Regions from separate parts of the Mus musculus genome. Here region 1 is linked to region 2. Evidence: chromatin loops called from intact Hi-C (ENCODE). Cell type or tissue: left cerebral cortex. All regions are shown on one strand.

What was found. Peaks named below come from ENCODE experiments on the same cell type or tissue, not always from the same donor. Only the 100,000 strongest peaks of a DNase experiment are listed, where the experiment ranks them.
Region 1: it touches region 2 in a loop (3-fold over the local background); 2 of 42 quality-filtered maps call a loop at or near these places.

The regions. Positions count from the first base shown.
Region 1 is chr13:101,232,007-101,240,006 of GRCm38, reverse strand. All of the region lies in intron 2 of Gm36427 (a long non-coding RNA gene), which reads left to right. 5930438M14Rik (RIKEN cDNA 5930438M14 gene) reads right to left here and starts at 7,880. Exons shown (of 4, transcript NR_046158.1): 1 at 7,641-7,880. In left cerebral cortex, a CTCF peak has its summit at 6,450; DNase peaks (open chromatin) are centred at 4,705, 6,086, 6,383, 7,023 and 4 more places; H3K4me3 peaks cover 514 bases; H3K27ac peaks cover 6,988 bases.
Region 2 is chr13:101,505,499-101,513,498 of GRCm38, reverse strand. No RefSeq gene overlaps it. Among named protein-coding and RNA genes, the nearest start is that of Gm36475, 31 kb to the left of the region's middle. In left cerebral cortex, a CTCF peak has its summit at 3,412 (motif pointing left); DNase peaks (open chromatin) are centred at 3,385 and 4,843; H3K27ac peaks cover 890 bases.

The sequences.
Region 1 (8,000 bases), 270 kb after region 2:
ATTGTTGGTTCAATCAGGACCTCACTCATCTGGGAACAATAAACCCAAAGGGATATAGAGCCCCATTTCTCCTACAGAACTTCCAATCTACGGCTCTGGGTTTGGGATGGAAGAATAAGAAAGCTATATGCCACCTTAATTCCCAAAGCTAAATTTTTCTGTAGTAGACATTCAAACTAATGGAGGCTTAGAGAAGGCTAGTTGCAGCCAGGAGTTATTGAAATGGGAGAACTAGAACATATCAACATCCAAAGCAAGTGATCATTGTTCAGAAAGCTGCTCAGGGAACTGAAAAAGACATGGGGTTTGGAAATTTCAAATACCTTTCAGCAGTCATATCACAGAATCTGTTCTTGAAGATTCCAGTCCTCTAGGTAAACAAGTGGGGCAAACAGGTGCATAGAAAACTGGACAAAGTGGGGAGGAAGAGAGAGGAGGAGAGAGGAAAGCATGCAAAGAGAGAGGGAGGATGGGGAAATAAAGAAAATAAGAACAAGAAAGCCCACCCAGGGTCAGTAAGCATGGGAAATGAAATCACACCACACGTAGGCTGAGAAAGAAACCCAGCAGTAGAGAAATCTACTTAACACAAAATGCTTTACCTAAGTCACATCTATTAATATCCTACAGGCCTGGTGTTCTAGGAAACATATATTGGGCATGCTGACTGAGTGAGAAAGAAATGGATTTCAAAATAATTGAGCTGGAAAGTAAAGAAATTGAAACAGCCTGGCCCGTGTCAAACAAGAGGTCAGAAATGGGTCTCATGGCTTTTCTATCCTGGGTTTGGAGATGTGTCCTTGAATAGGCAAGATAAGGAGAATACATTTTCTTCTTTGGTTTGCCATTAGAGGTTTGTGTGAAAGAGAAGAACACAGATCTGTCCTTGCCACTTTCTTTCATGGGTATTTAAATCCCTACCAGAAATACAGAGCCCAGAATAGTATGCCCATATGTTTTTAACCTCTACAACAAACTACCATGATTCTCCCTCTAAAAGCTGGTAACATTACATTTCTACCTCAAAAACTGTGAGAAAAAAAAATTGGCCTTTAAGCAAACTAATTTGAAAGGTTTTTAAAAAGTATTAGAGACTTAAAAAAAAAAAAAAGGAATGCAGGACTTAAATATCCCAAAGTGTGAAAATGCTACATTTTTATATTCAAATGATTTGAAATAGATGAACAAAATGCTTCCAAACTTGCTAAAAATATCCATCTTCAGGCAATAAAAAGAAATCACTCTAAAGGGTCACTTATTTCAAGCAACTAAAAGGATTGATTTAGGTTATCCGTGAGCCACATAGCTGACTGCACCTGGGACACATGGGTAAAGAAAGGCCCTTCACAGCCTTCCCTAGATCCATAATGATATGTTTAGCGGAACTAATTTTAGACATGTCAGAAGCTTTGGATTTAGTATAGCAGAAAGTACTGGTAACAAGGCTTTGGTCAGTGTCCGTCAGACATGAGCACTGGTCAGTTTCAGGCATGGGCATTAGTCATATTGAACTTGGCTGGTGACGTATTCCTAGAAGGACAGTGGTCACAGGAAAGCTCAAAGCCCACATATACTTCCTGGGAGGTCTTCTTTCCCCCGTTCTATTTACTCAGTCCAGGCAAGAGAGTTTTGAAACCATCAGTGACAACTCCATCTTCTTCACGACCTACTACAAACAAACACTTCTACTGATCCATTCGAAACTGCCTGATCTTTCTTCCTTGACTCACAGTTATTTTTGGTTCAAGCAAGAAGTAGCTGGCCTCCAGTCAGCCTGCACAAGCTGAGGTTGCTATCCTTGGTCAGAGGAGGTAGATAGTCAATATGTCATAAGGTAGACCTCCATCCGAGCTCCTTAGGGATGAAAGCTCACTGGCTGGCCTGCGAACGGCTGCTTGAGCAAGATCTTTTGTCTGAGATTTGGATCTGCATGTGCCTACATTAACTTTAAAGAAACAGTAGCTGTCCCATCGCTGGGGTTCACCTTGACACAGCCACCCTCTTCTCTACCTTGTTACACTTTACAGAAGGATTTCTGTACCCTACTTTCTCCAGCCTGGTCCGCTTTGTGCCATTCCATACAGATCCTTCTTACCACTTCCCCCCAAATTCACCATGAATGGGTTTCTGCTCCAGGACTCCTCCCCCCACCCCACCCCCAGAGTCAGAGGGAAAAAGCCTTCGGTGCTATGTCTTTCTAAAGACACTCCAATGCTGTAAGGAAAATTCAGAGTAGACAGCTACTGTTCTCTCATTTTATATAATGGGAAAGCAAGACTCGGATTTCCTTAATGTGCATAACAATTCAGCAAAGTCAGAAACATTTCAACGCTATCTTCCCAAATGTCAGCAATCAATCATATTCCTCACCCATCTTCCCTATTTCTCACCAGGAGTCAGAAAGTGTGGGGAGGGGGGGGGGCAGGAAGACAATGGAGATGAGAAATCCACAAAGGGGGTCGGAAATGTAAATGAGAACCAGAAAGCCAACTAGTGAGAAAGGCTGATCCCACTTTTCTTTCCAAGTGTTTTCTTTGATCTCTTTGGGAGCTCTGGCCTCCCAACAAAACAGTCAGATATTATCAACTCACACCTAGCCTTGGGCATCCGTAGTCCAGGGACAAGGTAAGGCAGATATGAATGTGGCTTTCTGAGCCTCACGGTTTCACTCTGTGGCAGTAGATGCTTCAGCGGTCGGTATTGTGAGTATGGATCTTAAAGCAGTCACCCATCTATTCAGCAGTCATCTGCTGAACATCTGCTGTGTGCTGAGAGCTCTGCTGCACGCTGGATGGCGCATGAATATGAAAGAGACGTAGTTTTCTCACTAGAAACTTATAGTTTAATAAGACAAACATACCCCTGCAAACTCCAGGAATGTGATCTCACGAAGCCGAAGCTGTGACACCAGGATGGCTCAGATTCGGGCTTTTAGAGTTAAGTCAAACTAAGTATTACTGATGGAGTCAAAAGAAGAGTATGGTAAAGCACTTTCTGTTGAAGGGATCTAAGAACCTGTTGTTACACACACGGCACTCTGAGCTTCATCCTTAGGGCAGATTTAGATTTCCTCACTGTATGTCAGAATCCAGCAAAGCCAGAATATCTCAATGAACAGAGAATCTAAGGTTGTCTTCTCAAATGTCACCAATCGATCTCACTCATCACCATGTGTCAGAAGAGTGAGGAGAAGGACACAAAGACAGCAGGGATGAGGAGGAACAAGGAGCAAAGAGCCTTGACAACAGAAAAGGCACAGGGGCAAGGGAGAAAAGATTTGCTTGGCAAGTACCGATTAGACCTGTTTGGCTAACACAGGAGAGGTTAACTAGAGGGATGGAAGTGTGTGTGAAGCCAGCTAGTGGACTCTTAAGAGGAGGAGGCTAACAAGCTCAATCTGAACTCTCCAGGTGATGAACTGTCACTTTGGACATACCCGTTGAGTCCCAGTGACAGAACTAGGGGTGAGAGAGCAAGAGATGAAGACTGCTGTGGGAATGGGAAATGGACTGGCATGTGGGACACTGGGAATGCGGAAAGGAAAGGTCAGGAGTTCTGCTATAGAGACTGAAACTGCAAGCCTCCTCGGGGCCTTCTGGTGGACGTAAAAATCCACATCAAGGGACACCTGGAAGTGTGAGGCTTTGAGTGTGCCACTGAGATGACCTCACTGTTGCTCAGTATTGATTAATTAAAGAGATGGGCTTTGTTTGCCATACATTAAAAATATTTTATCCATTGATACCTGTGCACACACACACACTTTCCTTGCTTGGTGGTTTTATGTTTGTTTGTTTGTTTGTTTGTTTGTTTGTTTAGTCAGGGTCTTATTATGTACCCTCAGTTGATTAGGGACTTGGTCTCTTAGCTCAGGATGACCTCAGACACACTCAACTCCTCCTGTCTCTGCCTCTCAAGTGCAAGGCTTATCAGCACGAGCCACTACATCCGGTAAAATTCTTTAATTTCATTATCTCTTCTGTGTGTTTTCAAAATAGAGAAGACTCATAATAAGCAGCGACACCAGACATCACAGACATTTCAGACTTTAAAAAAATAAATAAATAAAACAAGCAGCATGATCCTTGCTGATGTGTAAATATAATGCGCCAGGCTGCTGACTGTAAAGGAAAAACTGTCCAAACAAACTATCCAACATGGCTTCCCTAGGTGTCTACGGATGCCCCTGCTCTCCTTCCTTTTTACATTAGAGATTTTTTAGGAAATGGCATTATTGAATCTAGGAACGCCTATCTATGAAGGGTTCCAGATTAATAAACCATCCCAGCTGCACCTAGCAGCCTTCTGATACTTGGTCTCTAAAGACACCTTCATTATCTGGACAGATACTAAAGAATGTGGGCCAGGGGCTCAGGGTATAGCTCAGCAGCAGGCCACACGCTTAAGGGTCCTGGGCCCTGGATTCAATACCAATCATAATATGAGGACAAAGAGTTAACAGTCCCCTCCCTAGCTCCTAATAGACAATGTTGCCCACCGTCTTTCTCAAGTGGTCTTTCCTGATAAACTCGAAGCAGCTGGGCTCCCACTCATGATGAGTGCTTCCCTCTTCCTTTCTCTCCCTTTCAATATAAGAGGCAGCCAGCACTTACTGAGCACCAGCTGTACTGCAAGCTCTGGGGCCAGTGATACAAATGCAAAGCCTTTGTTTTAGGCTAACACAAAGAACCCATTGTCCTTAAACACAGAGACCTTCTCCACCCCAATCTGGTGGGTTCAGAGATGTAAGGGAGGGAAGTGGTGCCCAATGGTCAGCTTCTTAGCTCTGGAATCCTAGCTAGTGACTCAAACCCACAAGCTCTGCTCTAAAATGGAGATGACCAACTGCCTCAGACGTTTCTGGTAAGGATTAAAGGAGATGTTCCATGAAAATATTTTAGAGTGACTGTCCACTAGAAAAATCTCGATAAAAAGCTATTACCATGGATAGTATTTGAATAACGAGGGAAATCTGAAATTGACCTCCGGTGGATGTGAGGATAACTATCCTTTTAGCAAGAAAAAATAAAAATACTTGCTGGAACTTCACAGAAAAGTCTAAAAAGCAATATCCACTGCAGCTTACGTGTTCCCAAGAGCAGTTCTTCAACATGGCCAACACGTCATGTTTCTGTTTCATTTTCCTCATTTTCTTACACCAGAACGTTTTCATCTGTGCCCAATGTTTATTTCCTGCTTAAAGGTACAGCGTTCCCTTGACCAAGCCCGGGTCAACTGCCAACACTGTCACAACCCAGAATTGTAAGCTCTGATCCTGAGCTGCATCAAACAGTGAACCAAACCACTCCCTTTTCATTCAATGGTTCTCAACGTTTTCACAAGGGTCACCTAAGACCACATGGATAACAGTAGCAAAGGTACAGTAATGGAGCAGCAATGAAAGTGGCGTTATGGTCACGGCATCTGTGGAACGTGAAGAACAGTATTAAAGCATCGAGGCATTAGGAAGGTTGAGAACGGCTGACGCAGAGGGAGCAGCTGGTATTAAGCCCAGGTGAAGATTAGCACAGAAATCATGAAAGAAAACAAACAAACAAACAAACGGAAATGGGCTCCTCCTGTAAACACTCCGAGCAATTAAAAATTAAATGAAGGAAAAGAAGAGCAGGAGAGATGTGCAGGCGGCATGAGAGCGAGCACGGCGCGCCCCACTGCGCGTCTCAGAGACTTTCATCGATTAGATGAATTATGGCCGTCCTCAAGGTTTCTATTGAAAGACAACCAAGAGGTGGACTCCGGGTGCCTGTTGCCAGGCAGGCTGCACCCTAGGAGGTCAGAATGCATAATTAATCAAGGGAGGCAGCAGGAGACTGCCTATCTGGGAGCCCTGGCCCTGGTGCACAGACTTCCACCAGCAGAGTAAGGTTGCCCTAATGAGCTTTTCAAGGTGATCCTGCCTTTTCTCCGTGTTCCTCACCTCTAGTCCCTTTGGGGCATTTCCAACCTAGTTACTCCAACATTCCAGGAAAGGCACAATCTCCTTCAAACGCCACGCCCTCTTCCCAAACGGTCTCTGCAGACACAAACTGAACATTAGGGATGACATCACCACCTTACTGCAGGTTATAGACCCAGACACTGAATTCCCATGTGGGCCAAGGTGATGGGCCAGCCTTGAGCAGTGTGCTGTCTGGATTGAGAGTGGGCAAAGACTCTTGCTGAAAACATACTTCTGATCTAGGAATTCTATTTTATTTTCTTCTTTTGCCTTTAAAAAATGCAGATAGGCACATGAGACCTAGAATTTATCCGTGCTACACAATTTATGCTAGCTCATTACCTCCTGCTAGACTCCAAGGCTTTGTAACGGAAATTGGCTCTGATCTCCGAGATGGGCATTACATCATAGTCTTCTTTTAGCACATTATGTCATCCCTGCTGAGACGCATTATCTATGGTTGGCTCAGCAGTAGCGATTTTTGTGGGCCGACTGCAGTGTTCCCAAAGAACTGCTGGGAACCACAGATTGAAATCTGAAACATTTATCTTCTAAAAAGCTGAAAAGGGGAAAAGATGTTCATGTTGGACCCCATTTCTTTTCCTTAACCCTCTCCTTTCTTGGCTACTTGTAGATCGCTCTGCTGTGAGCACCGGAGAACAATGTGCAGAGGCTGTGCAGGAGCTAACATTTGGAAATAACTGAAATTAAGGGGGACTGACACCCTGTTTTTCATCTGGGACCAATACTCTGCACTTACCATGATCACATCTCAAGGGATGCTACAAAATGCTCAGAAGAACCACCTGTACTTGCACCCAGCAAATAGAGAACATCATTCTGCCAAAATCTTAGGCTGCTTCAGAAAAGAACACACAAATTGAAGCTACACATGCACACATACACCTGCTTATCTTCCTGACCATGCTGTGGCCACACAGACAAATTCTAGATTTGTATTAGAAAAAAAATGTTTGCCAGGAACTGCACCGATATTATCTCTTGTCACTTCAACCATGAAATTAGAAGCCCATTTTGTACCTTTCCATCCTAGGCAGGATAAGAAGAAACCACTGCACAGAGGGAATAGAAAGACACTTTTAGGATCGAGCAAAGATACTCCCAAGCCCCAGAGAATCCCTATACCTTTCTTGTCACAAAGGCATAATTATGGAATTGTGGTGGGGGAGGGTCTCTAAATACCAGAAGGAAATAGAATACATTCAACCATGACAGAATTACAATTCCTCTCTTATACACCAACTAATGAGATTCACTGGGCAGGGAATACGTGAGGGAGGAGGCTCTCAAAGAGGCTATGAAAGTCCTCTTCTCCACCCACCTGTGCACTTTTCAGACTTTTTAATAATGAATATTTATGCTCTCAATTACTCTCTGTGATACTTAAATGGCAGTGCCATCAAAGCAAACAAACCCAGGATTAATGGGAACGAAAGTAAAGCTAACATTTGTCCTGGTCCAAAAGCCTTGTTTCTTTCTATCTTCAGTAGTACTTTGTCACACTCCACCCTAGGCTACACACACACACACACACACACACGCCACCCTTGGATTACAAAGCAAGAAGTTACATTTCATTCATTTGCTTGGTCCACAATGAGGCCATGTGCACAGTCCAAGCATCCCCACAGGTGTTGGGACTCTGGGATATGAAAACTACCTGGCAGGATTTCAGCAATCAACTGTTCGCATCTTTAGCATCTCTTCTCCCATATTTCATGTCTGTTGCCATTCGTCTTTATCAACTCTGATGGGAAAAGTGGGGATTGATGGAGCGACCCACAGAGCCCTCTGAAGGGGCTTTCAGATCGACAGTAGACTATAAAATGTCATTAAACAGCTAAAAGCCATTTTCAAAAATCCTTTCCTCTTCCCTTCGCCTTTCTTCCTTTGTCCCTTCATCCCCACTTCTTCACTCAAGCTCTTAGAATTTTATGTTCTGACGGCCAAAACTCTTTAAATCGTAATAACTATGTATGCCACTCGGGATAGTGAAAGGAAACTACGTATACTCTGAATA
Region 2 (8,000 bases):
GCCAGCTAAATCTCTCAGATCCAAAGCCTGTTACTTGTCTTCTAAACATCCTTGCATAATATTTCGAGTTAAGTAATACCAGGGCTGCTTATTCTTTCCCCAACTTCGTCCTTTACTTATTACAAACAGGAAGAAGTAGTCTGTTTATATTTTTGGATCACAATTTGATCCTGTAACTGCAAGGAACCTTTATTGCCAGTGGAAATATTCGGGAGAATATGTGAGGTTCAAAGTGTCAATTTCAATTGACAATATCTCACCCTCTCTAGTTCTTTACAGAGAAATTGTGCTATTTTTCTACAAAGGGAAAAAAAAGTGCCTTCTCTCTACTAAAGTCACTTTTACAACTCTGGGAATTCTGGCATTATTAGTATGGTCAAGAACACCCACAAAACTGTGTATCCTAAGCCTATCTTTCAGACAATCCATTAACAACATACAGTACAGAATTAATTTTTCATGGAGGGACCATACAAAATTGGCAGAGTGAAATTTCTTACGATGGGCATTGTGGGTTTGAGCCTTGTTAGGCAGCATGGATAATTGTGATCAAGAGCAAGAGAAGCTAACAAATCATTGAGGAGGGTTCAGAGGCTGGGTGAAGACTTTAGTCCACTCACGAAGCCATTTTGTTTGTGGATCAAATGCTGGCTTCGTAATATCATCAAAATAACCCATCTACACTCATTGTTCTGGGTGGAGGAGGCTCTGTACACTGTAGATGATCAGCAGCATCCCTGACTTCCACCTTGACCCAGCCGTGACAATCAGAGATGTCCCCAGACACTGTCAAATGTCCCTGAGGAGGCAGAATCAGTTCCTTGCAGGAAATGAGGAATGCTGCTTTGGCAGAGTCTGAAAAGAGCTAGTGAAAGTTGAGGGAGACCTTGGGGGATACTCTTAAAGTTTTGAAGATTGGAACTGGGATGTGCATCTCACAATGTGCATCCTCTCTCGCAGGCATGTGAGGGTGGGCTTGGGTTGGGTGAGGATCATAATGATGGGATCTTGTAGGGTTGCTGGAGACAGTGAGGTAGAGATTTTGAGATGAGGGGGCTAAGAAAATGCTCAAATTGGTAGAAAAATTTCCCATGATGCCTTCAGTTGAGAAATCGATGGATCTTTCTGGAAGTGTCTAGAATGACCACAAAACAACCCTTACTTTACTGAGTAAGGGTTTTCTGGACAAGAAAGTTGTTCTAATGAAAATGCTCAAAGAATGAAGTCACGTGCTTATGAGGATAGTAACATTTTAGATTGCAGAGGCTTTTTAAGGTTCCTTGATTTTATTCCTTTGGGCATATTATTGCTACATTTGGAGAATTCAGTATGAGTAAAAAAAGAATGAGTTAGGAAGCCCCTATTCCAGAGGTTCAGCCAGGCTTTACCATACTGGGAACTTGATGAATGATTTGTGCAAGCATGCAGTTTTCCCCAAACTCCAGGTTCTCCAGCAACATATTGAAGTTGATAGTGTCTTCCTTTTCAGACCTGCTGCAGTGGGATGAAGCAATGCATCTCTTAAAATCCTCACAGCACATGTTACCTAAGTATGAATAGGTCATTCAAAACTAAAAGAGCCTGGAACAGCAGTAGGGTACCTGTACTTGGGCCATCAAACCTTTGGAACATGCTACCTGCCTTCTCATTCCTATCAACAGCAAGAAAATGTTGGATTTTTCTGGACACAGATGCTGGAATGTTTTCTCTGCACCCAGGAAATATTAAGGAGGGAGAGAAGCCGTTATCTCACAGATTCGTTCTCTCATGTTCCTGAGCATGTAGGTTTATCTCTGAAATGTGTGGGGTGATGTGGGCTGGATACTAGCAATACCACTGCCACATGGGTAAAAGAATCATAAAATTACTGTCAGAGTAACTTGGAGAGGATTGAGAACTGAAGACCATGCACTGGAAAGCCCATTCAGTCTATTTTCAGACTCTTAAGAACAATGCCTTCTCTTAGTAGCATGACCTTGAATCTGTTTCACAGTGGGATTCTGCTTTCTCTCTTCTAAATCTCAAAACAGACCATCTTCTCTTACTGCATACATTTTTTTAATCCCTACCCTACGGGATAGATGCTATGATAAGAAGTCTGATGCTCAAAGTCTAAATAATTTGCTGAATTAGACCCAATTTATTCATAAATGGAAGCAAGAGTTAAAATTTAACTTGTCTCCTGGGTTCCAAAGTTTGTGATTCCCCAACTACAGTGTGCTGTCCTGAACTCATTTATTCCTCAAAACAACAACAAACAGAGAAATGAAAAGCTAAAACATCAGACATATAAAACCATGGTTCATATAGACGGGGTCCACGAGCAGCAGTTTCGATATATGGGCAAGACATACATAATCATATGTGGTGTTTTAAATGAGAAATGTCCCCAGAATCTCATATATTTGACTATTTAGTTTCTGCTCAGTGGTGCTGCTTGAGGACGTTATGAAGCCCACCTGGAGGAAATATGTCATTGGGGGTGGGCTTACAGACGTCATTCATAGCTTGGACCCACTTCCAGCTATCTCTCTCGCTGGTTCATGTTTGCTGTTGAAGGTGTGATCTCTCAGTTCCCACTCCTGCCACCTGCTGCCATGCTTCCCCTGCCATTACAGACTCGCCCTTTGATGCATGAGCCAAAATAAACTCTTTCTCCCATAAGCCATTGTTGGTCATGGTGCTTTATCACAGCAACAGAAATGAACTCATGCATCTAAGGTGTTTCTCTAACCTGACCGTAAGGTGACACATCATCAGGCAGCCTTTCTGGAAACCACACTGCCAGTCCAGTTTGCCTAATCCTAACAAAATAAATGAACCCGCTCCACCGCATGGTTCACAATGGACTGCTTTTGATGGGATCGGGAGAAAGAGAAACACGGTGTATCCTTCCTACTAATGCAGTTTCAGAGCTGTGCAAATGTATTTGGTAATGTTTAGATAACAAGGGTTATTGGGAAAATGGTAAAGGCTCAGCAAATTTTGCTGCAAGATACTGCAGATGGGAGGGACTCGGTGATGAAATGCCTCTTACAGAAGTGTTTCAAACAGTGGGCTCTCTGGGATCATGTACGTATGGTGCCAGTGCTGTGGTCTTCAGGGCCTGTGATTCATAAATGGTCAACTAGATGCAAATGGGTTTGTGGCCTCTGGGTTTTGTATTTCTCTTTCTTTTCTTTTTAAAAACCACAAAGCAGGCTGACTTTTTCTTAGCTCTGTACGGTACTTGCTTTGTGACTGAGCAAGCCTCCTCCTAACCCCCACCCCCAATCTCCCTGGGCCTCAGTTTCTACCTCCTGAGGAGGAAGAGTTGGTTATGTGATCCTTCAGGTCACTTCCTTCCCTTGATTTAAACAGATTCACAAAGGTTAACAACTGACTAGTGCCCTCTACAGGGGACTCTTTCAGCAGTGTGGGAACCCAGGGAAAATGCTAGCAAATATATATTTGCTATATATAGATGTATGTACAGTGTCTATAGATGTATTTGTGTTCTAACCATATACAATATATAATTAATTAATGAAACATAGTTGTGAATTAATTAAGTCTTAGATTTCGTCCAGACTTCATTGTTCACATAAGGAACACAGGGACCACCTTGGATGCAAGCTTCACTTAGTCCTGTGAGAAAAAGTTTTCCAGGATGTGAATATAAATATGCAGTTCAGTAGTTGTCTGATAATGACCTTTGCCTGGCTTTTTCAGTTGTCATCAAAATACCCTTCCCTCTCCTTCTCAGACAACTGGAACGCAGCATTTTCTAAGTTTTCTGTATACTTGCTACTCTTAAGAGTTGATGGACTGTGGATTTTTCCATTAGAGAGGGAAATGGCCATTTCAGTGTTGCCTGTAATAGCGTGAGCCCCTCACTGTGAGGGTGGCTTCTCTGCAAGCGATCAGGAGGCCCTTTCACGACATTGCCAGGAGAAAATGTAGGCGTGTTCAGTAATTGATTGATTCCCCTTCGCTTCAAGCAGTGCTGAAATGTTTAATCCTTCATGCTGAGACCCGCCCAGAAGTTAGGACATACTATTCATTCCTAAGGTGTAGGACATAGAAAAAAAAAAATGTCCTGGAAGGCTTTCAGAATAAATTTGGGTCTGTGTAAGCCTTCTTTAACATTTGCAAAACTAATCGCTATTTTAAGTTTTATTACTACAAAAGTCATGTGTGCTTTGTGGAAAGTTATAAATTCAGATAAAGAAAGTTTTAAAAGTGCTAGCCCCACATTCCTACCCCTTACAGGTTACCACTCTTAACACCTGTATACACTACATGTTTCTATCAAAATGAGATAGTGTTGTACATGCTGCTTGTAAACTGCTTTTTTTAGTTTATGAATCTTTCCTTGCCAATAAATTTTTATCTCCTCTAAAACCCAGTCTATGTTCAAATTTGCCCTGCTTGTCTGCAAAATGTCTTTTTACAGTTGGTTTGTTCAAACTAAATTCAAGTGCAGGGCCCTGCATGGCTTTTAGATATCCTGTCCAGTAAAGCACATGAATTTAACAATTTTTCATAAACTTAAAAAAACAGGGAAGGTTGAAGTTTGCTCTCTCTCTCTCTCTCTCTCTCTCTCTCTGTGTGTGTGTTCAGATTTTATTCTTTACATAAAGCAGATTTGAAAAAAAAACTGCCTAACTTTCTGCTTTATCTTCACCTACAATCACTACGCCTTATTGGTATAACAGATGGTCAGATTTTAAATGTACAGCCTTTAGTCTAAAATGAAATTTGTAAACCTGCTTGAAATCTTGGAAAACATCTCTTCTTCTCTTAACCACTGAGCCATCTTCTCTCTCTGTAGCCCACATTTGTTTTTCTTTAAGTTTATTCAGACCTAAACATAGCAAAGTCAGTCAAAATTTGTATCAGACATATAGCAAGAGAGTGTGGTCAAGCAAACAGGCCTGGTCTGCCCTCATGGTGCTTCAGGTCTGGCAGGGAAGGTAACCCACAAGTTAATTGTTAACACAAAGTACCAAATTAAATGATGACACAGGCTGGTATTGAGGGGGCAGAGGATAGAAGTTATCTAGGCACAGGGAGAGACTTGGGGAGGCAGGTCTGGTCTGGTGCAAAGGAGGGCTTCTCTAAAGGAATGTCTATTGGAAAAGGAAGGCAAAGCCTACTTTTGGCATCAGAAATAAGAATTTGCTAACATATTGGAGTTAGTTGTGAGTCATTTCTCTTATGACCAGAATAGAGAAACCATGGGCAAAATGGAATGTGATGAGCCAGGAATGAGGTCCAGGTCGGCGCATCCAGGGCCCTGGGCCATGGCAATACTGTATTGATTGTATGGGCAAGAAGGAGCAGTGAATGACTGTAAGCAGTAGCAAGCATGATCTGATTGATGCTTTTGCTAAGGACATGCTCGCTTCTGGATAAAGACCACACTGAGGAGACAGCCATGAAGACAAGATTGCTGACAAGACAGCAATGAACCTGATGGAATGCCACCTTAGCGGATCAGTTGAGATTGAATGTCTTGGCCTTGATTGGTGGACAGAGTAGACTAAAGCGGATCAACTTAGAGATCCATTTAGCTTTCTAGGAAGTGGAACCAGAAAGATGTAGGGACTGATGTGATTGAGAAGGGGGAGGGAAGGAGGAAATACATGCAATGATGTAACTATTTAGACTGTGTTATGGAGCTGTGCAAGTAATTACACTCCAGGTTCAAGCTAGCTAAGGACCTAGTGAAAATGTCTTGTCTCATGTACCCAAATGTCCTTGAGTAGATCCGATGTGTCAACACAGCTCACCCCAGGAATTCAGATCATGTCTTTAACAATACCTTTCTTTCCTATTCTTGTGTTGGCTTCACCCTTTCCTTGAAGCTCCTCTCTCATGCTAACAAAATAGCTACTGGTAGCTCTGGGTTTGCACCCTTTCTGGACACTCACTCCTTTAGCAGAAGGGGACTTGTCAATATTCTCAGGAAATGTTCTAGAATGGAACCTCATTAGCTGGTCTCAAGCAATATGTTTGTGCCTGGAGCTCAAGAGTAGAACCAATTCTATATCAAGTACACACAGAGTAGAGAAGCAAATTTAGCACTATAATTGTGAATAGATGATAGACAGGTAAGAATGACAGCATTTACTATATGTGACTCCCATCCTTTTTATAGGCAGAACTGCATGAAAGGGAAGGTCATTCCCTTGAGGAAGAAAAGAGTGGTGAGGGAAAGATTGCAGGTTCAGGTTTACACATGCTCTTTGTGGGATCTGTCTGATTTTACTTGGGGATGCTGAGTGAGCTGAGAAGTTTGTGAATCCAAGGCTAAGTAGAAGTTCTTGACTGTAGAATTTTCTTGGCTGTAACTTTCAAGGTTTGAAAGTTACCAGTGTGCATGGCATGGGTGAGATCATCTGATGAGTATGTCAGATGGGAAGAGGACATGTAATAGCTGGGCTGGGAAAGAGAAGAGAGCTGCAGGAGATTATAAAGGAAGGGCAGGCCAGCAGGTGAGGAAGAAACTTAGTCAGTATCCTGCCAGTGAAGTGGAGACTTCTTGCTGAAGGTGAACATGCAACAGCTAACAGCATGACAGGCCTCTGAGAGATCCAGTCATTTGAGGAAGTATGGCTGAAAGCTGCATCTTGGTGACTGCTGGTGGCACTGGTCAGAAGAAGGAAATGTGCTAGATTTAGCAAGGAAGACCAAGGGGGATGGCTGGCAAGGACAGAGGCATTGGAATGATGACAAAGGCTAGAAATTTGCTTTGAGGGGGCTCCAAGGAAGAATTTTAATTTAACTAGGTTGTCTTTGACACATACATGTGAAGTTATAAAGAAAGGTAGAGTTATCAAAGTTAAAAGATAGAGGCAGATAGGATTCAAAGACCAGAAGGATGGAGAAATCTTAGAATGAAGAAGAACCAACTCCTTCACTACAGCTAGAAGGGGAAAGGAAAAAGACAGATGTGGAAAAGCATGCAGGTCTGTTGCCAGATGCGGAAGCCATTGCCGTAGCGTGGTGTCTATCAATTCGTAGAAGCAGGAAGTGGTATCATCTCCTGTAAAGAACTGCAGAATTAGAGAGTGGAGAGATCTCAAACAGGTTCAGAAACTCAAGGTGGAATAGAATCCCTGAGCAGGGTCTGTGGCCAGGGAAGGCTGTGCTGTCATCTGACCTGCCGATGATGTCTTACCACAGTACCCAGCAAGGGGACTACTATATCTAAGAAGATGGATAGCTTACCCTCCAGATGTGATGAAAGAACGCGGGAGAGAGGAGCTGGTGGTCAAATAAATCCACAGAAGGAAACCAAAACGGACAAACAAAAAATGCAATGGAGAAAGTAGCTATTGTTCGCCCCTGGCGAAGTTGGAATGGGTTCTGATTTCCATAGAGAAGGATTGAAAGGCAAACCAAGGGATTGCCATTGATGATGGAGGGAGGGAAGGGAGGAAGGATGATGGGGTGGACAAGAGAAAGTTCCCAGGCAGTGAGGAAATGGTTGTAAAAAGCATAGAGGCGTGGCTACAAATGGTACAGCCAGCTTCAGTGGAAGGGGAAGCGAGGGCTACAGAATACTGCTGACAGAGTGGCCTTGAGTGGTTCTAAAGGCTCCAAAGCTTTGCCCAGTAGGGGCTCTGAAAGAGTTTCTCTACCTCTACCCTGATAACCTGACCTTTTCAACCTTTCATCACTATTCATATTTCTCTTCCTTCCCCCTTTTCTATTAGATTCCCTCTGGAAATAAAGTATTTTTCTTTGTATGGCTTCCTATTTTAATAAATGACACCACTATCCATCAAGCCCCAACCTGGAATCACCTTTCATGCTCACCCCACATATTGCATCCATTGGTAGATCCAGTTCTTTGATCTCCACACGCCATTGTCTGTTGCAGACATTGTTAAGAACCTTGAGTTTAGCTAGCAACCATCATCTCTTCCTCAAATCTGCTCTCTTCACATCTCACTTTGTATGCCTACTGTCCATTCTCCCTCTAGTCTATCTCCTGGAAATATATGTCAGAC